Linked DNA regions of Homo sapiens: all the other regions are linked to region 1. A link is a loop called in an ENCODE intact Hi-C map of the cell type or tissue named here. Cell type or tissue: ascending aorta. All regions are shown on one strand.

Region 1 (8,000 bases):
AGCACATGGGGTAGGGGTAGGGGACAGAAAGGCTCTGAGATCCCAGCCGAGAGAGGTCCCAAGGATTTCTAGTTGGGTGTTTAGTTTTTTGCATCTCTGATGGGGGCATGGTGAGGTCTCAGGCTCTGGGGCCTGAGAGAGGAATTGGGGGTGTGGACAGGCACCTCCTCATTTTATGCAAATCATTCGAGGACAGACTGGTAAGAGTGAACAGATCCTTCTTTCTTCAGGACACCCTCTTTACTTCCCCCGACACTCCCTGCCTTGGTCTCTGCATTTATCTTTCTCTGTATATTTCCACCTCTATGTCTCTCTCCATCTCTGTCTCTCTCCGTCCTCATCGGGGCGTGATCTCACCCTCTGTCTCTGTGTTTTCTACTCTATTCCTCTTGGTCAGGGGACTTTGACTCTGAGGCATCCCTCAATGTCACCCCTTTAACCCTTGCCCTGCCACAGGCCAACCTTCTTGTGCTGTTTCCCCGATTCATGGAAATGTGGGGCCAGCTCCTTGCATAAAGCGAGGTCCAGGGTTCAGAACCCTGGAGGTGTCATCCAAGGCCGGGCTCTGTGTCCACTTGCTGGGTGGCGTTGAGGAAAGCCCTGCTCCTCTCTGGGCTTTGTTCTGCCAATACAGGAACTTCCTGATTTCAAAAGGCTTTCAGCCCCCTGGACTCCTTGTCTTTTCTCTGTCCGTGTCTCAGCCATGTCCACTCTCTGTCCCATGTGTCAGGCTCAGACACCTCCTATGTGCCCAGGTCCGTGTGGAAGGGGAAGGTTGGTACGGACAGACATGGACAGACATGCATGCGGATGTGTATTCTCACACTGACCCTGCCCCAATACATAATTCCACTAGGCGTAGACTCCCTGTCACCCACTTGTGCCCAGCCTGTGCTAGGTAAAGTTGGGGGTCCTGAGAGTCCTCAGACCCCAGTCTGGGAGAAACAGAGCTGGACAGAGAAACCCCCAGTCCCATGGCATCAGGCTGGACTGGAGGAGAGACGGTGGCTGGGAAAGTCCTGAGGGGAAGGAAGGAGGGTTTTCTCCAAGAGGGGTTTCCGTGATGGGTTTTGAAGGACGAATAGGAGTTCTCTGGGGGAAAGAAAAGAGGGTGGAAATTGCAAAAACAGTTCTAGCCTGGGAGTCAGGAAAACTCATTCAACAAATATTCCCTGAAGAAGCTTGTTTCCTTCACATGCCTGGGCCATTGCTGGGGAACCCTAAACACACACACACACACACGGAGGTCTTGAACAGAAAGACTCCTAAGGAATCTTTTGGGAAATAACTTGGCTCTCTCAGGCAGCTCGACTTCCCCATTTCTTTCCAGCCATCCAAAAATCTTCCAGATCACCCTCACCCCAGGTCACAGATCACTTCCCCTTTGGGCTCTATGGGTTACAACCCTGAATCATCCATCCACCCGACCCCTACCCTCAGCCATGTCATGGTTCGAAATTCACATCTGCTCCTCAGTCCATATAACAGTCACATAAGCTTATCCCTGGCTACAACTTCCCAACCCTGTATGAGAATTTGCATTTTAACCTTTGGTTCAGAACCTCCAGTTACCTGCACCTGTCTGAATTTAAGGGACATGCAACATCTCCAAGCAAATTAGAAAGTGGCGCCACTTCTTCCAGACACTTGGGCCATTCACATGTCGGGAAACCAACGTCACAAACATACAACACTCAATATCTAGGATTTGCACGTGGCCTTCTTAGCAATGCCAAACCCTTGGGCACTGTGCAACTGGGACAACTGTACTCAGCAGCCCTAGAGCTCATCTAAGGGCAGGATTTTTTTTTTTTTTTGGTGGGGTAGAGGGGAGGGAATGGAGTATTGTTCTGTTGCCCAGGCTGGAGTGCAGTTGTGTGATCACGACTCACTACAACCTCTGCCTCCAGGGTTCAAACAATTCTCCCGCCTCAGTCTCCTGAGTAGCTGGGACTACAGGCATGCACCACTGCACCCAGCTAATTTTTGTATTTTTAGCAGAGATGGGGTTTCGCCATGTTGGCCAGGCTGGTCTCAAACTCCTGACCTTAAGTGATCTGCCAGCCTCGGTCTCCCCAAATGCTGGGATTATAGTCATGTCCCCACAGCTATAGGTGTCTTTTCAACACAGCCTTCAGAATCTTTCCAAGAATCCATTTCAGTGTCCCCAAAGCACCTCCACCTCTCCTCACTGGTTTTAGTCTTCACAAAACAGCTTTTGCAGGCTGGAATCCAGTCTCTCCCCAACTTAAAACAGCTCCTGGAGCTCCCCAACTGTCTTAGAATAAAAGTAAAACTCCTCAGGACTGCGTACGAGGCCCTGCCTGGTCTGATGCTTCTGCAGATCTCCCCAACCCCAAGGCTCCTCACGATCCCCCTTGCTGGCTCAGCTCCAGCCGTGCCACCCTTCTCGTTGTTTCAACAGTTCTTCTCTCCTGGCCTTCGCACGTGCTGTTCCCCAGGCCTGGAGCTCTTTTCTCTCTAGTAAGTGGTTCCCTCTCATTCTTCACCTCGGAAAGCCTCCCCATCTGATGTTCTATCCTCCAGAAACCCAGCTACTCAGCTCACCCCGTTTTCATTTCTCCCTAGCACAGCAAAATCTTGTCCTTCCCAATCCAGCAGAAAAAGGCGTGCCATACACACATGTGGAAAAGCAGATCCCAGAGCAAGTGTAGTCCACGCTGAACTTTCCCCTAAGGTCCTATGTGCACCAGGTAACTCCAGCCAGGTCACTGTAACTTTGCTCATTGGAGAAAGAGCTTCCAGCTGGCAAGAGGGCCATCTGAGGTATCCTGTGGCTTGGGTGTTTGAATCAATGAATAGGCTCTTGGAGACTAAGCTCTCACTGTGTCACTGTGTTTGTGTTTCTCTCTCTCTCATTCTCTTTCTCTCATTCTCTTTCTCCCCCCTAGAGTTTCTGGTCTCCTTCTGTTCTTTCCTATTTGGAAAATTCTGGAAAAGGAAGAAGGGATGGAGAAACCTGGGACCAGGGGATCCCAAATTCTCTTTTGTGGTGGGAGGCCCTCATGGCATCCCCCATGGAGATCCCAGGAGAAAGGGCTGAGGGCAAAGGTCCTGCTTGGCAGCCGGAGAAGGAAAGGCGAAGTAGGGGTCTTGGCCTGGAATTCCCACCCCTTGGAGGAGGCCGAGGGGGAATTAGCAGCAATAGGGAGCTGTGTCAGGTCATCCCGATCTCAGCCCACCCTTCCATGGGGCACACAGGCCTAAGGGAGGGGCACAGAGGGTATGGCACCTGGAACCTTGGCCAAGTCTCAAGCAGCTCTTTAAGCCTCAGTTTTGCCATCTGTCAAATGGGTGTGTTGAACTCTATGATATGAGGACTGGGTTTGTTGGGGGAGAGGGAGAGGCAAACTCCCAAAGGGAAGTAGGGGCAGCGTGGGGAACCAGAGCCGTCCCCTCGGCCCCCAGGGTTTGGGCGCCCAAGGGCGCATGTGCTTTTGAAATCCCATCCTCCCCCCTCCCCCCATTTATTTTTTGCACAAATATCTAAAGGGACTCCGGTATTCCGGGGCCCTCCAACCAGCATCCTGGTCCCTCCAGTCCCCAGGCCACCTAGAGGGGCGCTCCAGAGAGCCCTACCCCTTGCCCAGGGCCCCCCCTCGAGGGAGCTGAGATTTCCATACTTGGCAATTGGTCTGGGGTCCCAGGGGTCTGGGTCCCATCTTATGGCTTTTCCAGGGGACATGAGGTGGTGCCTCCCGGTACCAGAGCCCCGGGATGTGGCCTCCTCCATAGGGACGAGGTTTCCCCCATCCCAGCTCAAAATGCCCCCTAGGTGCTGGGGGCGTGGCCTCAAGTTGGGGATGTGGCTCCTTCCTTCGTCGCGCCCTTGGGCGTGGCCTCCCGAGAGGGCGGGGCATCCTCCATTCCTAATTCCCCAAAAGGGAAAGCTGAGTCAAGGGCGTAGGCGCAGCCCACCCTTGGCGTGGAGCCCCCCGAGCCCCGCCCCTGGGGAGGTCCCACCAAGGCGCAAGCCCCGTCCCTCCCCGCCCAGCGCCCTCCGCGCAGGCGCAGTGCCGCTCGGCCGACCGCCCGCGCTAAGGCGCAGGCGCGGCACCGCCCTCCTCGGCGGAGCGCGTGTCCGACTTGAGCTTCACGAACTCCTTGGCCACCTCGTCGTTGCTGCGCTGCGAGAGGATTCGCAGCACCGTGAGGCCCGTGTCGTCCATGTGGATGCGGCGGCCGAGCGGCAGCCAGCAGGCGGCGCTCCCGCGCTGGGCCAGCTCACGCAGCTGCAGCACGGCCAGCCCCACCGTGCGGTCCTCGCGCGCGAAGCAGTAGTCCTTGACGCACACCTGCAGCTCATAGCACTCGGGACCCGCGTCGGCGCTCAGCGTGCTGCGTGGGGAGGGGCGGAACGTGAGACAGGCCACACCTACTGTGATGCCCCGCCCACGGCCCCGTCCCCACCGCATTTGCGGGCCACGCCCACACCGGGGTGCCCACACCTGTCACCTCCCACGCTACGCTAGCCCCGCCCCTGCCCCGTTACTTGACCTACAACCCTGTGCTTGGCCGCGCCCACAGCAGCTGACCCCGAGCTGGGCCACGCCCACGCCTGTTCTTCCCATTTTTCCACCCACCGAAAAATGACCGCATAGTTTTACATCCAGCTCCCGCCCCTCAGACACCGCCCTGCAAGGCCATGCTCCCACCCTGAGATACCCGCGCCTGTGCCCTCTGCCGGCTGAACTGCTGCCCGCACGGCCCTGCCCCTAATGTCCCACCCAGAAGCTCTTTAACCAGGCTCTCCTCTAGACCCACGACGTGGCCCTTTCCCCAGCCCCCCACACCCCCAGCCCACCCCTCTTACTTCCAAGATGCCCTCCAGACATGAGCCTGCCCTGGTGCCTCACCATGGGTGACACCGCCTCCCGCATGCCCCTCACCTGTGCTCCTGCCCCTAAGCAGTCCCAGTGACCTGCCCTGACGCCAGCTGGATAAGAGCCCCTCCTACAGGGTCACGCCCAGCTTCTCCCTCTTGTCCACCTCCCAGGTTGTACCTCTATCCCTGAAGTACTCCGGCCCACCCTGGCTGACATCTGACCTCCCACTAGACCATGCTTCTCCTCCTGAGTATCCCCTAAAGGGGCCAATCGCCCCAAAACCTTCTGACCAAGAGCCCTGTGCTGACACGACATGGAACTGGCTTCAATCTTGTCCCATAAGAGCTCCCAGGCCCCCTAGATAATACCAGCTAACCAGCTCTGATTTACCCTTACCCCTGTGCATTTTTATTTATTTTTATTTATTTTTATTTTTTGAGTGGGCATCTCCCTCTGTCACCCAGGCTGGAGTGCAGTGGCACAATCGCGGCTCACTGCAACCTCTGTCTCCCGGGTTCAAACGATTCTTCTGCCTCAGCCTCCCTAGTAGCTGGGATTACAGGCATGCACCACCACACCGGGCTGATTTTTTGTGTTTTTAGTACAGATGGGGGTGGCGGGGGGGGGGGTCTCACCATGTTGGCCACGCTGGTCTCGAACTCCTAACCTCAGGTGATCCACTGCCTTGGCCTCCCAAAGTGTTGGAATTACAAGCGTCAGCCACCGCGCCTGGCCCATAGTTTTTTGTTTTTTTAAAGACAGGGTCTCGCTATGTCGGTCACCCAGGCTGGAGTGCAGTGGCACAATCATAGCTCATTGCAGCCTTAAACTCCTGAGCTCAAGCGATCTTCCTGCCCCAGCCTCCCAGGTAGCTGGGACTACTTTCTTCTGCACTTCTGTCTCCTAAGAACATCCAACAACATTGCCCTGCCCCAGTGCTCTGTGAGGCTGACACTCGACCCAAGGATCTACCCCGGATGACCCCAACTCTACCCTTGCTAACCACCACCATCCATCTACCCCCGTGAACAGACTTTTTTTTTTTTTTTTTTTTTGAGGCAGAGTCTTGCTCTGTCGCCCAGGCTGGAGTGCCGTGGTACAATCATGGCTCACTGCAACCTGTGCCTCCTGGGTTCAAGCGATTCTCGTACCCCTCACCCTCTGGAGTAGCTGGGATTACAAGCGCCTGCCACCACACCCGGCTAATTTCTGTATTTTTTATTTTTTTGAGTCTCACTCTGTAGCCCAGGCTGGACTGCAGTAGCGCCATCTTGGGTCATTGCAGCCTCCACCTCCTGGGTTCAAGCGATTCTCCTGTCTCAGCCTCCCGCGTAGCTGGGATTACAGGCGCCCACCACAACACACAGCTAATATTTTTTGTATATACTATATTATATACAATATATAATATATGAAATATATAATATATATACTTTTATATATAATATAATATATACTATATATAATTTTATTTATACTATATAATATATACTATATATAATTTTATATATAATATAAATATATATTATATATGTATATAAATATATATATATTTATATATAATATATAAAAATATATTTATATGATATATATTTATTATATATTATATAATATAATATAAATACATATTTTATATATAATTATATAATATAAATACATATTTTATATATAATTATATAATATATATTTCTTTTAGACGGAGTCTTGCTCTGTTGCCCAGGCTGGAGTGCAGTGGTGCGATCTCGGCTCACTGCAAGCTCTGCCTCCCGGGTTCACGCCATTCTCCTGCCTCAGCCTCCCGAGTAGCTGGGACTACAGGCGCCCGCCACCACGCCTGGCTAGGTTTTGTATTTTTAGTAGAGACGGGGTTTCACCGTGTTAGCCAGGATGGTCTCGATCTCCTGACCTCGTGATCTGCCCGCCTTGGCCTCCCAAAGTGCTGGGATTACAGGTGTGAGCCACCACACCCAGCCATATTTTATATTTTTAATAGAGATGGAGTTTCACCATGTTGGCCAGGCTGGTCTCGAACTCCTGGCCTCAAGTTATCTGCCCACCTTGGCCTCCCAAAGTGTTGAGCTTACAGGCGTGAGCCACCATGCTCGGCCAGAGCAGACTTTTTTTTTTTTTTTGAGGTGGAGTTTCGCTTTTGTTGCCCAGGCTGGAGTGCAATGGCTCGATCTTGGCTCACTGCACCCTCCGCCTCCCGGACTCAAGCGATTCTTCTGCCTCAGCATCCCGAGTAGCTGGGATCACAGGCGTGCGCCACCACACCCGGCTAATTTTTTTTTTTTTTTTTGTATTTTTAGTAGAGACGGGGTTTCACCATGTTGGCCAGGCTGGTCTTGAACTCCTGACCTCAGGTGATCTGTCTGCCTCGGCGTCCCAGAGTGCTGGGATGACAGGTGTGAGCCACCACACTCGGCCAGAGCAGACTTTTTTATGCTGTCCACATCATCAGCATCCTCTAGACCCTATCCTGATACCCGCAGCCTAGGCCCACTCCCAACTCCAAGAACCTCCATCCAATGTGACCCCACCTCCACCCCACGTGACACCCACCCCCAAGCCTGGGATCCATCTACACTCCACTCCTGTCCCCAGAGCCGACTCCTCCAGATGGGCTGCCCCAACGGTCCTGACAAGGCTCAATGTAGACTCCAGTAGTCCCCACCCCCATGCAACCTCAGTCCTGTCCCCAGGTCCCTCAGCCCCCCGCTCATAAGCGTCATCACTGCCACCCTCATTCCTTCACCAGACAGAGTCTCCAGCCCCAGCAATGGCCCTGCCCACCATGCACTTCCTGCCCAGACTTTCCCTCCCCTCTGCAAGTCTTCATCATGAAGTTACCCCACTCTACTCATTGCCTCCCCTTGGATCTGCCAGCCCCCAAAGGTGACCTCCATCCTCGTGTCCCCTCCCTGATGTCATTCCTGCACTACTAAGGGGTCTCCCTTTCCAGCACCCCCACCTAGAATGTGGCCCCTCCCATTCCCGGGCCCAGATTCCAGATACCTCCTGCCTAGCTGGCTTTGGGGTTCACCTGGCGGATGCCCCCTCCCTTGCCCCCATGCTCTTCAAAGCATCCCAAACTCACAACTGGAAGCTCTCATTGTACTTGGGAGCCCAGCTATTGTTCTTGGATTTGGTCGC
Region 2 (8,000 bases), 82 kb after region 1:
GCTGAGATCATGCCACTGCACTGCAGCCTGAGTAACAGGCTTTGAGTGAGACTCTGTCTCAAAACAAAACAAAACATCAAGTGGCCTGTGCAAAATGCTGTGAGGCACATAGGAAGATCTGGAAGTAACCCTTCACACCACCATGCTTTTGCTCATGCTGTTCCCTCCACCCAGAGCACCATCTCCCTCCTGCTCATCTCCCCCTCATCACATCTTCTGAGACTCAAGTAAATGGTGGTGGTGGAATCAGGGTAGGCTTCCCAGAGGAAGAGAGCCCTGGATACCCCACTCCTCAGCTCCCTTAGCCCTCCCTCATCTCTTTCATTCTAACCCCATGGGACGTGCAGGAGTGATGGCTAGGAATAGGGCTGGGTCCCAGAGCCAGGAACAGTGCCTGGTATACAGTAGGTGCTCAATTAATGCTTGTTGCATAAATAAAATAAGTGACTTCATGAAGGAACCAGGTGGCATTTACCATTCACAGCCTCAGGATCCTGCCAAGACCTAGTCAGTGGATTACGATGTTGGGAAGCAGCGGGGCACCACATGAATAAATAAATGAAGCGGGCAGAGATAAGGCCCATACACCATACAGGGTGGTCTGCTATGTGTTGGTGCTGGGTGTATACACAAGAGCTTGCATTTGCCTGTACTTGCTTGGGTATTTGCAGCAGTAGTTGGCTCATCTTACCAGGGCAGGCAGGTGCCTGCCTCTACATGGATATGAGTGTGCATGTGTGCAGAGTATGTGCACCATTTAAGTGCAGGTGGGAGTCTGCACATGTGTGTCTAGGAGTGGGGTGTCACTACATCAGAGACACACTGGTGTGTGTGAGCTTGTGGGTGATATGTTAGGTGGAAAACACACATATTGATGTTTGCATGTGTACATGGATGCAGTTCTGTGGCAGCTGTATTTGTTTATCTGCATACATGTATGCACTTGTGTGCAATGAAATACTCAAATGTGTATTTACTTGTATGCATCATCATCCACTTGTTGAAAGGGGCTGCTTTGAATGTCCAGGCAAGTGTTGTCATGTGCATACACACATGGCTTTGACATGTGCTTATATGAATATATATGTGCTTCATGGGGTTGGGGACCTTAACAGATATGTATGGGTACATGTCTGAGTGTTAGGACATGAGTGAATCTTTTTTTTTGAGACAGAGTCTCACTGTGTTGCCCAGGCTGGAGTACAGTGGCAGGATCTCAGCTCACTGCAACCTCCACCTCCCCTATTCAAGTGATTCTCCTTCCTCAGCCTCCCGAGTAGCTGAGACTACAGGTGCGCGCCACCACACCTGGCTAATTTTTTTTATTTTTTAGCAGTGACAAAGTTTCACCATGTTGGCCAGGCTGGTCTTGAACTCCTGACCTCAAGTGATCTGCCCACCTTGGCCTCCCAAAGTCAAAGTGATGAGATTACAGGCCTGAGCCACCGCGCTCGGCTGGACATGGGTGGATCTTTATGTGACATGTATATTGTGAGCATTCATCAGACACGTGGATACATCTATATGCGTGCTGGCAGACACACACACTCACACGTGTGTTGCTGGGACTATATCTGTAGCGGCAGACTGTGTCCTATATACACGTGTATGCTTGTGTTCACACAGGCATTTGAGTACACACGTGTGCCTACGGAATGTGCCTTCCCAGGCACATGGTCTGCGTAGAGCCTTCATACATCCTAAGCATTTGTGTCCACACAGGAACAAGTCTGGGTATGAATGTGTGTAGGGATTGGCAAACGCCTGTGGGTCCCCGGTGGAGGGGAGGGGGGACAGGTATTTCCTCAGCTGAGCTCAGGCAACACGGCAACCCATCTCAGCCTAGCTTCACTCCTGCCAAGCCCACCCCAACATCTCTCGTGCTCAGCCATCCCAGCCCCTCCCCTCTCTGGGCACCATCCCACCTCTCCCTGGGAGACTGGCCTCACCCAGCACTTCTCCCTCTCCCCACCCCTCCCTGCCTCCTACTCCTCCTCACTCCAACCTCACACCTCCCTTTACACCTGAGGGCCTTACCTCCCACCCCTGTCAACCTCTTCCCCAGCCTTGCCCCTCCCAGCGATTCCTCTCCACTCAGCCGGGCCCCTCCCTGTAAAGTCCACAGAATCCAGCACAGTCCTCCCCCAACGTCTCTGTTTCTGGAAGCCTCATCCCTCTTGCCTCCTGCTGCCCCCCCTTAATGCCACCCCCGCAGCCGAGCCTCCTGTTTGCGTCAGAGTTAAGGGTGAGATCCCCGCCCCCCCCCCCCCCCCCCCACTCCACTAGGCAAACCTTCCAGAGAAGCCCAACTTGGAGGATGTGAGGCGGGGTGGGGCGGGATGCTGGGGGGAGAAGAGAGAGGATAGAGGAGTCAGCCAAGAACACCCACGTCGGAACCTCCTCCAGTGCCACCTTTAAGAGCCCGGCTACTTAGAGCAGGGGGAGAGGTCAGTAGGGGGTCTGGACATTCAAGTTCTCCTCCCATTCCGTCCTCAGGCCTAGGCGGTGGGGGTCGCCTAGGGGTCTCCTTCACTTCCCTACTCCCCTAACTCCATAGGCCTGGAGGCTAGGGGATGGAGGAGTTGACCTTTGACTCTAGGGACCCTTCTTCCACCACCCCCAGCCCCGTCCAGCAGAAACGAGCTTAGAGAAAGTAGGCCCCTGTCCCTTTAAGAACACCCGCGTCCACGCCGGCCCAGCCCGGCCGGATTTGCACTCGGAAGCTGCCGCGGCGGGGAGCGGGCGGGCGGGGCAGGGTTTGTGAATGAATCGGCCGAGGGGGAGGGGAGGGAGGAGGAGGGGCGGCGGGGGCGGTTCCCGGCTCCCCGGCCTGCCCACCCTGTGTCCAGGCAGCAGGAGTTCAGCACACGCACGCTTCCTGTCGCCCGAGGTCTCCCGAAGCCTGCAGTCTCAGGCTTGGCAGACACACCCCTTCCCCCACCCCAGCCTTCTTGAAATGGGTGGGAGTGACGGGGGGACCCCAGTCCTTAAGAACCAGGGGTTCAGAGCTCTGTAGGCGTGGAACGGCGGTCCACATCCACCCCTGCCGCCCAAGGTCTCCCAGAGTTTGATTTCTCAAACGGGAGTGCCCAGAACGCCTGGGTTCGGTTGGGCTGGCTTCCCCACGACCCCAGAGCCATAAAGGTGTGGGGTGGGGGGTCATGCCCCTCCCACGTCTCCCTCCCTCCTCCAACCCCAACGCAGAGCGTGGGCCTGGGCGTGGGCCTCTGTGCAGATGGCGTTCTGGCCCCAAAATAGCTCCCCCCCCACCTCACGTCTCCCTCCCTCCCTCTCTCCAGTGCAAAGTGGGTGAGGTGAGGATGGGCCAGGAGGGGGACCAGGAGACATTGCTCTTCCAAGAAGTAGGCTCCCTGCCGAGAAGGCCCTGAAACGTGTTTGGGAGAACCGGAGGGGGCAGGGAGCGGGAAGACCTTCTGGACATTCCTCCAACCCCCTCACTCGGGAGGCCAAAGAGTTAACTGGAAAAGCGCCCCCAGACCTCCAGTCACAGCCCTCTCTGGACGCTGGGAGGGGTCTCCTGTCTCCACACTCCCCCCACTCCAGTCCTCTTTACACCTAGGGCTGGGAGAGTCCTAGAACTCGTGGATGCCCTGATGGCCAAGCCCCTCTACCTATATCTTACATCCCCACGGCTTGGAGAACCCTCCCACCGCACTCTCCTTCGAATTTCCAGCCGGGTCCGCGTCCATGAGGACCCGTAACCCAGCCCACAACACCAGACCCCTTCCAAGCACCCCTGCAGGCTTCAATCAAACTACCGAGCCCAGACTCTTCCTCACTGACCCTCTAAAAACCTGGTCTACACAGACGCCCCAGTCTAGATCGTTTCCGGGTAGAACCCCGGATACCCGTCCACGTCCACACGGGCCTCCGCGTTCAGCCGCGTCCACACGACCCCTCCAGCAGCGGCCACCAGGACCCCCGAGAGCCCTGCCGCGTCTACACGGATCACCCCCTCCGGGGCCCAGCTGCGTCGACAAGGGCTACCCCTCTCAAAAGTCCAGCCACCTGGACTCGGGTCACCCCCCAGGAACCCCCTGGGAGCCGCATCCACGCGGACCCCGACCCCAGCCCGCGTCCACACGGGTCCCCCGACCCCCAGCCTCGCCTCCTACCTCCAACGCAAAGCAGAGACATGTCTCCGAGCTCGCAGGTGGGCCGGAGGCGGCCGGGCCGGCTCTGTCGGGTCGGGCTCAGCGGCCGCTGGGCTGGGGCATCTCCCGGCTGCAGCCCGCGCTTGGCTCACGCCGGGGCCCGGCCGCCACCGGCCATCTTGGTTCAGCACCGGGGGCGCGGACAGCGCCTGACGTGGCGCTGATGCGGGGCGGGCAGGCGGAGCCCAGGGACGCCTGATGGGGCGGGGGCGCTGCGGGCTGGGGGGGCGTTAAAGGGCCTGGCTCCGGGAAGGGGCGCCTCGCCCCACACCTCCTCGTTGCAGGGGGACAAGGGGCGACGGCGGCCCCCAAGCAGGTTTCCTCCTGTGCAGACCCTCACCTGCACTGAAATGGTGCACGTGCCCCCGCCACCCATGCATGGACATTCCTGCCCTGGTAACCTGGGCAAACGCCTCCCTGCAATACTCAAGCAAGTACAGGCAAATGCAAGCTCTTGTGTGTACGCCCGGCACCAGCACCGGGCAGATGGTCCTGTTCTCTGAGTATCTCTCTTCCTCTGTCTCTACGTCTCTGTCTCTCTAACTCTACTGCCTGGTCTCTTTCTCTCCCTGGGTCTCTGTTCCTCTGACTCTGTCCACTGCTCTCTCAGTCATGTGTCTCTTAGCCTCTCTCTGTAAAGTCTTTTTGCAGCTCTACTGCATCCTGTCTAGGTCTCTCTCTATGTCTCTAAGCCATCCAGCCCATGGGTCCTTGCCCACACTCTGAACTCCTTTTCATCCATCAATGTCTTGTCTGAATATCCTCTCCTCCAGGAAGGCTTCCCTGACTGCCCCAAGCTGAGCCTTTGTTTCTCCTCTCTGGACTCCCCCAGCCCCTATCCCTTCCTCTGATTGGGCCCTGACCCGAACGAAACTCTGCCACTCCTCCCCACTTTTCTTTTTTTTAGATGGAGTCTCCCTCTGCAGCCCAGGCTGGAATGCAGTGACGCAATCTTGGCTCACTGCAACCTCTGCCTCCTGGGATCAAGAGATTCTCCTGCCTCAGCCTCCCCGAGTAGCTGGGACTACAGGCGCATGCCACCATGCCCAGCTTTTTTTTTTTATTTTATTTTTTTTATTTTTAGTAGAGACGAGGTTTCACCATGTTGGCCAGCCTGGTCTTGAACACTTGACCTCAGGGGATCCGCCCATCTCGGCCTCCCAAAGTGCTGGGATTCAGACCTGAGCCACTGCGCCTGGCCCCCTCCCCACATATCAAACTGGGCAGCTCCATGTGGGCCCCTTGCCCTGCAACCTGCTCGCTGTATCACTGGCACCTAAACTAGCATGAAAGGCTGAGCCCCACAGGGTCTCCTGCCCCCAGCCCACATGAAAGAGCTTCATAAATGCAGAATGTGCATGGAGTTGAGTGAGGCCATTGTTCAAAACCAAACTCTGTCTCTCATCACAAGCATGGCCTTGGGCAGGTCTTGTGACCTCCTCGTGCCTCAGTTTCCGCACCTGTAGAATGAATATGATAACAAGTCCTGCCTCACAAGGTTGCTGGAGGTATTACATGAGTTAACATGTGAAACCAGTTGTAATTTTTTTTTTTTTGGAGGTGTAGTCTCAATCTGTGGCCCAGGCTGGAGTGCAGTGGCACCATCTCAGTTCACTGCAACCTCAACCTCCAAGTGATCTTCCTGCCTCAGCCTCCTGAGTAGCTGGGATTACAGGCGCTCGCCACCACATCCAGCTAATTTTTTTGTATTTTTTGTAGAGATGGGGTTTCACCATGTTGGCCAGGCTGGTCTCAAACTCCTGACCTCAAGTGATCCACCCACCGTGGCCTCCCAAAATGCTGGGATTACACGAATGAGCCACCGCGCCTGGCCCCAGTTGTAATCTTAATGCCTAATAGTAACCATGTTTGTATCTGTCACTGCTTTAAATTTTTAAAAAAATCAGCACAGCTAATTTTTGTATTTTTTGTAGAGACAGAGTTTCACCATGTCGCACAGGCTGTCTCAAACTCCTGGGCTCAAGTGATCCTCCCGTCTCAGCCTCCCAAAATGTTGGGATTACAGGCTCATGAGCCACCATGCCTGGTCTTAAATTTTTATTAAACATCAATGAGTAGATGTTTTATTAAACATTGATAATCAATAAAACATTGATGTTTTATTAAACATCAATGAGTAGATAAACTATGAGGAGCAGGCTTGGATAAAAAAAATTACCATCGACCGGGCTCGGTGGCTCACGCCTATAATACCAGCACTTTGGGAGGCTGAGGCGGGGTGATCACAAGGTCAGGAGATCGAGACCATCCTGGCTAACACGGTAAAACCCGTCTCTACTAAAAATACAAAAAATTAGCCGGGCGTGGTGGCGGGCGCCTGTATTCCCAGCTACTCAGGAGGCTGAGGCAGGAGAAAGGCGTGAATCCGGGAGGCGGAGCTTGCAGTGAGCCGAGATCGGGCCACTGTACTCCAGCCTGGGTGACAGAGAGAGACTCCGTCTCAAAAAAAAAAAAAAATACCATCACAATAAAAGACCCCCATGTGCCTCTCCCCAATCTCATAATCCTTCCCTGCAGATGGAAGAACTATCACAAATTTTGTTTTTCATTTTCTTCCTTTTCCTTATAGTTTACCACATGCTCCTTAGCAAACAATACATGGTTACCTCTTGCATGTTTCTATTTTTTTGAGACAAGGTCTCATTGTGTCACCCAGGCTGTAGTACAGTGGTGTGAGCTCCTGAGCTCAGACAATCCTCCTGTCTCAGCCTCCCAAGTACCTGGAACAACAGGCATGCACCTCCATGCCTGGCTAATTAGAGATGAGGGTCTCACTATGTTGCCCAGGCTTGTCTTGAACTCTGGGGTTCAAACAATCTGCCTGCCTTGGACTCCCAAAGTGCTGAAATTACAGGCATGAGCCACCTCATTTGACTTTGTTCACATTCTTTACTAATCTGTTTGTTTGTTTGTTTTTTGAAACAGAGCTGCACTCTGTCACCCAGGCTGGAGTGCAGTGGCACAATCTCCGCTCACTGCAATCTCTGCCTCCCAGGTTCAAGCGATTCTCCTACCTCAGCCTCCCGAGTAGCTGGGATTACAGGCGCCCATCACCTTGCCTGGCTTTTTTTTTTTTTTTTTTTTTTTTTTTTTTTTTGAGACAGAGTTTTGCTCTTGTTGCCCAAGCTGGAGTGCAATGGCACGATCTCAGCTCACCGCAACCTCCGCCTCCCAGGTTCAAGCAATTCTCCTGCCTCAGCCTCCTGAGTAGCTGGGATTACAGGCATGTGCCACCATGCCCAGCTAATTTTTTTGTAATTTTTAGTAGAGACGGGGTTTCTCCATGTTGGTCAGGCTGGTCTCGAACTCCTGACCTCAGGTGATCTGCCCATCTCGGCCTCCCAAAATGCTGGGATTACAGGCATGAGCCACTATGCCTGGCCATGGAGGTTGCAGTGATAATTTTTGTATTTTTAGTAGAGACAGGGTTTCACCATGTTGGCCAGGCTGGTCTCAAACTCCTGACCTCAGGTGATCCACCCACCTCAGCCTCCCAAAGTGCTGGGATTACAGGTGTGAGCCACAGCACCTGGACTGCTAATCTGTTTTGTTTGCTCAATGTGATTCTGCTGATATTCATCCATATCGCTGCATGTGGCTGTAAGGCTTGCATTTTTTACTGCTGCATAGTATTCCTTTGTATGAATCTTCTATTGGCTATTCATCTGTTCTCCAGGTCATGGACTTTTGGGTTGTTTCAAGCTCAGGTTTATTACAAAAAAAAGTTTTTATGACCATCCTCAGACTTCAGACTTGTGTGCTGGCACACATGAGTAAGGATGGCTGGGTCAGAAAATACATATA
Region 3 (8,000 bases), 69 kb after region 1:
GTGAGCCACCATGCCCAGCCAAGGCTTCCTTTTAGACTCGCTTACCTAGATTGTTGCAACCATTTCGTCCCTCTGCATTCATTCATTCAAAAACAAACACTCACTGGCCAGGTGCGGTGACTCACACCTGTAATCCCAGCACTTTGCGAGGCCAAGGTGGGCGGATCACTTGAGGTCAGGAGTTCAAGACCAGCCTGGCCAACATGGCGAAACCCCATCTCTACTAAAAATGCAAAAATTAGTTGGGTGTGGTGGCAGGCCCCTGTAATCCCAGCTACTCAGGAGGTTGAGGCAGGAGAATCACTTAAGCCAGGGAGGCAGAGGTTGCAGTGAGCCAAGATTGTGCCATTGCACTCCAGCCTGGGTGACAGAGTGAGACTCCATCTCACAGTAAAATAAAATAAAATAAAATAAAATAAAATAAAATAAAATAAAATAAAATAAAATGACAAAAACGAACAAACAAAAAACAGTCCCCAGTCCCTCCTCTATGCCTGGTTCATATTGGGTGATGCCAGGGTCCCCAAGAGGCCCAGCCATCATCACCCTGGCTCCTGAGAGCCCATAGCCCTTGGAAACAGGGCTGGACACAGGCACCCCCAGCCCCATGAGGTCATAGCCCAGAGGGAGGAAGGAGGGCTAAAGGATCTAGAGAGAAGTCAGAGAGGGCTTCCTGGAGGTGGGCACATGGGAATTTAGAAGGTGATGGAAAGGAGGACACTTGAAGCTCAGGGAACACACTATGCAAAGGTTCAGAGGGTGGAATCTGGGAGGGGTAGAGGTTAGAGTGTGGGGGGAGATGAGGCTAGTGGGCAGGTGCCATCTGAAGGGCCTCCCAAGGCAGATGGACAGGGGAGGACAGATCAGAGCTCCAGCTAATAAGGCCTTCCTGGGGTCAGCATGGAGAGGTTGAGACTTGAGGTTAGGAGGCCAGGGATTGGGCTGTGGGGACAGATGAATAGACATGACCACGGCCTGGCATGGTGGCTCGCACCTGTAATACCAGCACTTTGGGAGGCTGAGGTGGGTGGATTGCTTGAGCCCAGGAGTTCGAAACCAGCCTGGGCAACATGGCAAAACCCTGTCTCTATTAAAAATACAAAAAAAATAAGGGGGGCCTGGTGGCATGCACCTGCAGTCCCAGCTACTCAGGAGGCTGAGGTGGGAGGATCACTTGAGCCTGGGAAGTCGAGGCTGCAGTGGGCCATGATCATGCCAATGCACTCCAGCCTGGGCAACAGAGTGAGACCCTGTCTCAAAAATAAATAATTAAATAAAAAATAGACATCACTACTACCTGCTGACAATGATGCACAGGCTGAGGGGCCAGGGTTGTTACCTAGCACCTTCTTATGAGTTGGTGTAAGCTTCCTGCTGCTGCCCATCTGGGACACAAAATGCTAATTGCCTATATTATCCCTTTTCTCCTTCCAAGGTAATACATTTTTAGCTGTGCCTAGGGAAGCACAGCCCAGGACTACATTTTCCAGCCTAGGACTACATTTCCCAGAATCCCTTGCAGCAAGGTGTTGGCCACATGTCTAAGTTCTGGCCAATGAGATGTGCATGAACCACCCCCCTCCCCCACCACCAGCACCTTTCGGTGGTTGGAATGAAGATGCAATGGTGAGCCTAAAGCAGCCATTTGGGGCCACAAGGTGGAAGCCACATGGAGAGAGAGGCAGAGCAAGATGGAAGGTGTATAGGCTCTAGTGACTTTGGAAGGTTCGTGGCAATCCCAAGTGTCTACATTGATGTTGTCAGGGGATAGGAGATAAATGCCCATCTTGTTTAGTCCACTGGTCTCTGGGCTTCTGCAAGGCACTCCTCCTTCTTCACCCTCAGGCCACCCGCCACTCACCTCATTGGACTGGCGGATGGTCCTCAGTGGGATCCACACAGTGCCCACCATTGTGTCCCAGATGAGACCCTTATTCCACACCTCCACCGTCAGTCCCAAATCCAGACGGTTAATCTCGCTGCAGAAAAAGGAGAGGGGGCGTCGAGGGAGCAGGAGGGAGGAAACGGGGGCCCAGGGAGTTTAGTTGATTCGCCTGAGAACACACAGCATACTGCAATTCAAACCTAGGCCTGGGAGTGTCCTAGGTGGTAGGGTAACATGGTGGTTCTCATTTTATAGAGGGGAAACTGAGGCCAGTGGGGGAAGTTAAGAGCTCGGGGTATCACAAAAGAACCAGGATTCAAAGCCGGGAAGGATGGCGTGGGGACAGATGTTACACATCGCCTGCACCTTCATCTTTCTGAGCCCTTCCTTGGGCCCTCCAACACTGACCATGCTGGGTAAGTGAGGAAGAGGCTCAAATACCCTCCATAGCTCCCTTTACCTACAGGATAAGGACATTCGGGTCACCTCTGTCCTTCCCAGTGTCATCCCCATCTAATGATGTGAGGACACGATCCCACCTCAAAGCACTTTCCCTGCAGGCCTCGCCCTAGACATATGTGAATTCGGGGGAGCAGGAAACTTGGTGAAATGTGAGATTCACTGAATTTACAGTTTACCAAAGATTTATCTTAAGAAATATATTTTTAAAATATGGCCAACCACGGTGGCTCACGCCTGTAATCCCAGCACTTTGGGAGGCCGAGATGGGCGGATCACCTGAGGTTGGGAATTTAAGACCAGCCTGACCAACATGGAGAAACCCCATCTCCACTAAAAATACAAAATTAGCCGGGCGTGGTGGTGCATGTCTGTAATTCCAGCTACTCGGGAGGCTGAGGCAGGAGAATTGCTTGAACCCAGGAGGCGGAGGTTGCGGTGAGCCGAGATCACGCCATTGCACTCCAGCCTGGGCAACAAAAGCAAAACTCAGTCTCAAAAAAAAAAAAAAAAGTATATATATATCTGATATATATATCTGTTGGCTGGGATTGGTGGCTCCTGGCTCATGCCTATAATCCCAGCACTTTGGGAGGCCGAGGCGGGTGGATCACCTGAGGTTAAAAGTTCAAGACCAGCCTGGCCAACATGGTGAAACCCGGTCTTTACTAAATACACAAAAATTAGCCGGGCATGGTGGCACGCACATGTAGTCCCAGCTACTCGGGAGGCTAAGGCAGGAGAATAGCTTGAACCCAGGAGGCAGAGGTTGCAGTGAGCCGAGATTGCACCACTACACTCCAGCCTGGGCCACAGAGTGAGGCTCTGTCTCAAAACAAAACAAAAAAAAAAGGAAAAAAATTCCATTGGCCAGGCATGGTGGCTCACATCTATAATCCCAGCACCTTGGGAGGCTGAGGTGGGCGGATCACCTGAGTCCAGGAGTTTGAGACTAGCCTGGCCACCATAGTGAAACACCATCTCTACTTAAAACACAAAAATTAGCCGGGTGTGGTGGCACACGCTTGTAATCCCAGCTAGTTGGGAGGCTGAGGCAGGAGGATCACTTGAACCTGGGAGGTGGAGGTTGAAGTGAGCCGAGATTATGCCACTGTACTCCAGCCTGGGCAACAGAGTGAGGCTCTGCCTCAAAACAAACAAACAAACAAACAAAATTGGTGGCAAGGCCTGGGAAGGCATGATGCCCTGAAATTGTAGCTTGGAGGTAGTGGTCAGGGAGGGCTTCACTGAGGAGGTGACACAAGCTGAGACCTGAAGGAGAAGAGCCAGCTGGGGACAGGAGAGCAAGTGCAAGGGCCCTGGGGCAAGAACAAGCTGGGAAGTGTTGGAGAAAGGGGCAGAGGTGGGTGTGGCTGGGGCAGGTGAGGGAGATAGAGCGAGAACCTGGTGGGAATCACGGGGAAGGCTGTGGGTTTTATTGTGAGGTCGATGAGCCACGGACAAGTTTGGAACATGGGAGCGACAGGATGTGATTTGCAGTTTTAAAAATATCCCCCTGGCTGCCTGGAGGAGAACAGATTGTAGGAGGTGGATGGCACAGGAGGCCAGGGCGGAGGCTGGCGGGCAGCAGGGACTTGGCTGGTGGCTGCGGAGACCAAGGGAAGTGATTGGATTGGGGATGTGTTTTGGAGGTGAAGGTGATAAGGTGGACAGGGGAAGAGGGAGGACAGAGGGGAGTCACCCGGGATTCCCCAGTGTCCAGCTCTGCCCTGAGGGGCCAGCGAGGTGCTGGGCTATGCCAGGGAGTGAGGTCATGCCAGACGCTGCAGACTCACAACATGAAATCCTGCTCCCAGCTGGGCTGGCTGCCCCGCACCGCGATGGTCGTGCTCTTGACATTCTGCACTTTCAGGGTCACGTACGTGTTGAATTTCTCTGTGGCAGTGAGAGTAGGGGTCAGCGCTGGGGCTCAGGGACTCTCCAATGCCCCTTCCCAAGCTCTAGACCATCTGCTGTGATCCCCTCAGGAATTTCTGGGCCACTCACCCCCTAACCCACAACCCCACCCTCAGGGCACAAGGGAGGGGCCTCAGTGTGGGGAGACGTGGAATTTTGGGATACTTCATCCAGCTGCTTCGAAATGACCATGCCATTGGTTTTCAGCTAAAAAGACTGAGGTCCCAGAAAAGGGGAACAAAATTGACTGTAAGAAACCCCCTTTGCAGGCTGGGTGCAGTGGCTCGCGCCTATAATGCCAGCACTTTGGGAGGTCAAGGGGGGAGGATTGCTTGAGCCCAGCAGTTCAAGACCAGCCTGGGCAACTTGGCAAAACCCTATCTCTACTAAAAAATACAAAAAAATAATTAGCTGGGTGCAGTGGTGCACGCCTGTGGTCCCAGCTACTTGGAAGGCTGAGGTGGGAGGATTGCTTGAGCCTGGGAGGTTGAGGCTGTAGTAAAACATGATTGCACCACGGCACTCCAGCCTCAAAAAATAAAAATTTTAAATAAAAATAATAATAATAAAAAGGCAGGGCACGGTAGCTCACGCCTGCAATCCTAGCACTTTGGGAGGCCGAGGCGGGCGGATCATTTAAGGTCAGAAGTTTGAGACCAGCCTGGCCAACATGGCGAAACCCCATCTCTACTAAAAATAAAAAAATTAGCCGGGCGTGGTAGAGGGCGCCTGTAATCCCAGCTACTTGGGAGGCTGAGGCAGGAGAATTGCTTGAACCCAGAGGCAGAGGTTGCAGTGAGCCGAGATCACGCCACTGCACTCCAGCCTGGGCAACAGAAGGAGACTCTGTCTCAAAAAAAAAAAAAAAAGAAGAAGAAGAAAAGAAAGAAACTCCTTTCGCCTCTCTGAGCCTCATTTTTCCCACCTGTAGCCCCATCTAAGAGTCCCCATTCTACCTCTTAGGACCCTGGGAAGAGCCACTGGCTCAGGGCAAGCCCCACCCCTTACAGACTCTCCAAGGATGGCTGGGGAGACCCGGGGACCCCCATACAAACTGCAGGGACCCCAGGCCAATGGCTGCCCCTCCCCCTATTTAATCTTCTGACCCCTCTCCTGATGCTCAGAAGACATAAAGCCCAACTCTAAGTCTGGGCTGGGACCCCCTCCCAGTCTCTCCAAGAGACAGACAGACAGACAGACAACACGGGACAGGACAGCAAGAGAAGCCACTTACCTTGGGCACCATCAAACTTGGCTTTTTTGACTGTGGAGAGAGACAGAGATAGGGAAGGGAGGTGGGGAGAGATGTGGGGAGGAGGAGGCAGAGATACGGAGAGATTCAGAGACACACCAAGATGGAGACATAAGGAGAGAGACACAGAGGAGAGACAGGCAAAGATAAAAAGCAAAAGAGACAGATGTTAAAAAAGAAAGATAGAAGCAATGTCAGAGACAGAGACAAGGGGAGGAGGAGAGGTAGGAAAGAGGAGGCAGGGATGAGAGGGAGAGAGAGAAGCCATCAGACAGATGAGCACAGGCAACCCTAGAATGGAAGGAAATTTGGACCCTGAGAGCATTCCCTGCCCCTCCCTCTCCCTGCATCCCCTGTCCCCATCAAACTCCCCAAGCTCCCAACTAGCTGTGCCTTTACCCACAATTGAACAAGATTAGAAAGAAAGAGCTGGGCAGATGGTGGGAGAGGCCTCCTACAAGAAGCCCTCCAGGATTGCCCCAGAAGAAGAGGGGAAGTTGAGGAGGTGGAGAAGAAGAAGGCGAGGATAAAGACAATCTCTGATGACTCCACCAGCCCCGACAGGTCAGCAAGACCTCTCCCTTGATTGTCCAGCTCAGTCTGCAATGTCAAATGCTCCCAGGGTTTGGGGAAGCCTCAAAGAAGGCTGGGTGAGTTGGGACAAAGCAACCCAGAGAGCTGGCTCTCAAAATGCATGTGGAGGGCGAGGCACGGTGGCTCACACCTATAACCCCAGCACTTTAGGTGGCTGAAGCAGGTGGATCACCTGAGGTCAGGAGTTCAAGACCAGCCTGGCCAACATGGTGAATCCTTGTCTCTACTAAAAATACAAAAATTTGCCAGGTGTGGTGGCAGGCGCCTATAGTCTCAGCTACTTGGGAGGCTGAGGTAGGAGAATCACTTGAACCCAGGAGGCAGAGATTGCAGTGAGCCAAGATCATGCCACTGCACTCCAGCCTGGGCAGCAGAGTGAGATTCTTGTCTCAACAACAACCAAAAGTAATGTACAGGGAGACACTTGGGTCCTGGCTGGAGGGTTGACAGAGATTGTCCAGCCCCACCTGCTTGTGGGAGGTGTAACCTGAATATATGTCAGGCACCCCACTGAGGTCCAGTCTTCTCACATTTCACATAATCTCACAGCCCCAAGAGATTCAAAGCCATGTCGCCCCCTCCTGGCTCTTCTCAACAGGTATTCAGTTTCCATTGCCAACACCTCTCACACCTTGCTTTTGTCCCCCACATCTTTTTCCTCCATTAATTCTCTACTCCCACCCCCAATCTTCTCCCACACTGAGCTCTTCCCTCCCTTTCCTTTCTTTCTTTTCTTTTTTTTTTTCTTTTTTTTTTTAGGGACGGAGTCTTGCTCTATTGCCCAGGCTGGAGTGCAGTGGTGCCATCTCAGCTCACCGCAACTTCTACCTCCCAGATTCAAGCAATTCTCCTGCCTCAGCTTCCCAAGTAGCTGGGACTACAGGCGTGCGCCACCATGCCCAGCTAATTTTTGTATTTTTTAGTAGAGACAGGGTTTCAGTATATGTCGGCCAGGCTGGTCTCAAACTCCTGATCTCAGGTGATCCATCCGCCTTGGCCTCCCAAGGTGCTGGGATGACAGGTGTGAGCTGCCACACCGGCCCCTTTTCTTTCCTCCCTCTTTTCTTCTCCCCTTTTCCTTTTCAAATTAGTGTCTTTGTTTGTGTAGGCAATGCATGCACATGTTGTAAAATCCAAAACAACCAAAAGATGAGGCACTGAGAATAAAGCTCTTTCCATCCCAGCCCTTCATCTCCCTCCCAAATGCAATCAACGTTGGCAGTTCCTTGTTCCACTGGAGATGGTCCATGCGTCGGCAACCATACCCACGTTCGTTTTGCTTGATTTCCAAGACAAATGGTAGCATTCGACACCCACTGTTCTAATCCTTCATGTTTTTTCAGTATGTCTTGAAGAGCGTGTACTAGCGAGTTGAAGGATAAATTCCTAGAAACAGAATTGTGTTTCTATGGGCAGATGTCACAGCCTCCCATCCCGGGTTTGTATCTCTGTCCTCATCGCTTGAATTTCTGTCTCACAAAAGGCACCTGAGTGGAGCCAGTGAAGAGAGAATTCCCGTGAAGAGCGGGGGAAGTGCGATGGCCCTAAACACATGTCAGTAAAGACTGTTCCTGGCCAGGCGCGGTGGCTCATGCCTGTAATCCCAGCACTTTGGGAGGCCGAGGCAGGTGGATCACTTGACGTCAGGAGTTCGAGACCAGCCTGAACAACATGGGGAAACCTCGTCTCTCCTAAAATAACAAAAATTAGCCGGGTGTGGTGGCACGCACCTCTAATCCCAGCTACTCGGGAGGCTGAGGCAGGAGAATCCCTTTAACCTGGAAGGCAGAGGTTGCAGTGAGCTGAGATTGTGCCACTGCACTGCAGCCCTTGGGTGGGCCTTGAGAGAAGTGAATGCTGGTTTGAGCCAGGTTCAGATTCCTGAGCTGTGTG

Evidence for each region. Peaks named below come from ENCODE experiments on the same cell type or tissue, not always from the same donor. Only the 100,000 strongest peaks of a DNase experiment are listed, where the experiment ranks them.
Region 2: it touches region 1 in a loop (2.7-fold over the local background); 2 of 110 quality-filtered maps call a loop at or near these places.
Region 3: it touches region 1 in a loop (2.8-fold over the local background); 3 of 110 quality-filtered maps call a loop at or near these places.

What each region holds. Positions count from the first base shown.
Region 1 is chr19:17,601,996-17,609,995 of GRCh38, forward strand. It overlaps UNC13A (unc-13 homolog A), which reads right to left. Exons shown (of 44, transcript NM_001080421.3): 43 at 7,945-8,000; 44 at 1-4,359. The coding sequence ends at 4,059. Among named protein-coding and RNA genes, the nearest start is that of COLGALT1, 50 kb to the left of the region's middle. RefSeq lists enhancers at 2,922-3,826, 3,827-4,731 and silencers at 3,816-4,075, 4,446-4,665. In ascending aorta, a CTCF peak has its summit at 4,218 (motif pointing right); DNase peaks (open chromatin) are centred at 3,896, 4,016 and 4,516; H3K4me3 peaks cover 1,391 bases; H3K27ac peaks cover 489 bases; H3K27me3 peaks cover 959 bases.
Region 2 is chr19:17,684,042-17,692,041 of GRCh38, forward strand. UNC13A (unc-13 homolog A) reads right to left here and starts at 4,313. Exons shown (of 44, transcript NM_001080421.3): 1 at 4,137-4,313. The coding sequence starts at 4,158. RefSeq lists enhancers at 2,493-3,454, 3,455-4,415 and a silencer at 3,649-3,831. In ascending aorta, no CTCF peak of the experiment used is centred here; DNase peaks (open chromatin) are centred at 2,310, 2,761 and 4,337; H3K4me3 peaks cover 2,025 bases; H3K27ac peaks cover 2,113 bases; H3K27me3 peaks cover 2,174 bases.
Region 3 is chr19:17,670,517-17,678,516 of GRCh38, forward strand. UNC13A (unc-13 homolog A) reads right to left here. Exons shown (of 44, transcript NM_001080421.3): 2 at 5,496-5,525; 3 at 4,141-4,240; 4 at 1,862-1,979. Among named protein-coding and RNA genes, the nearest start is that of UNC13A, 14 kb to the right of the region's middle. RefSeq lists enhancers at 1,420-1,479, 6,567-6,636. In ascending aorta, no CTCF peak of the experiment used is centred here; a DNase peak (open chromatin) is centred at 4,130; H3K27ac peaks cover 1,795 bases.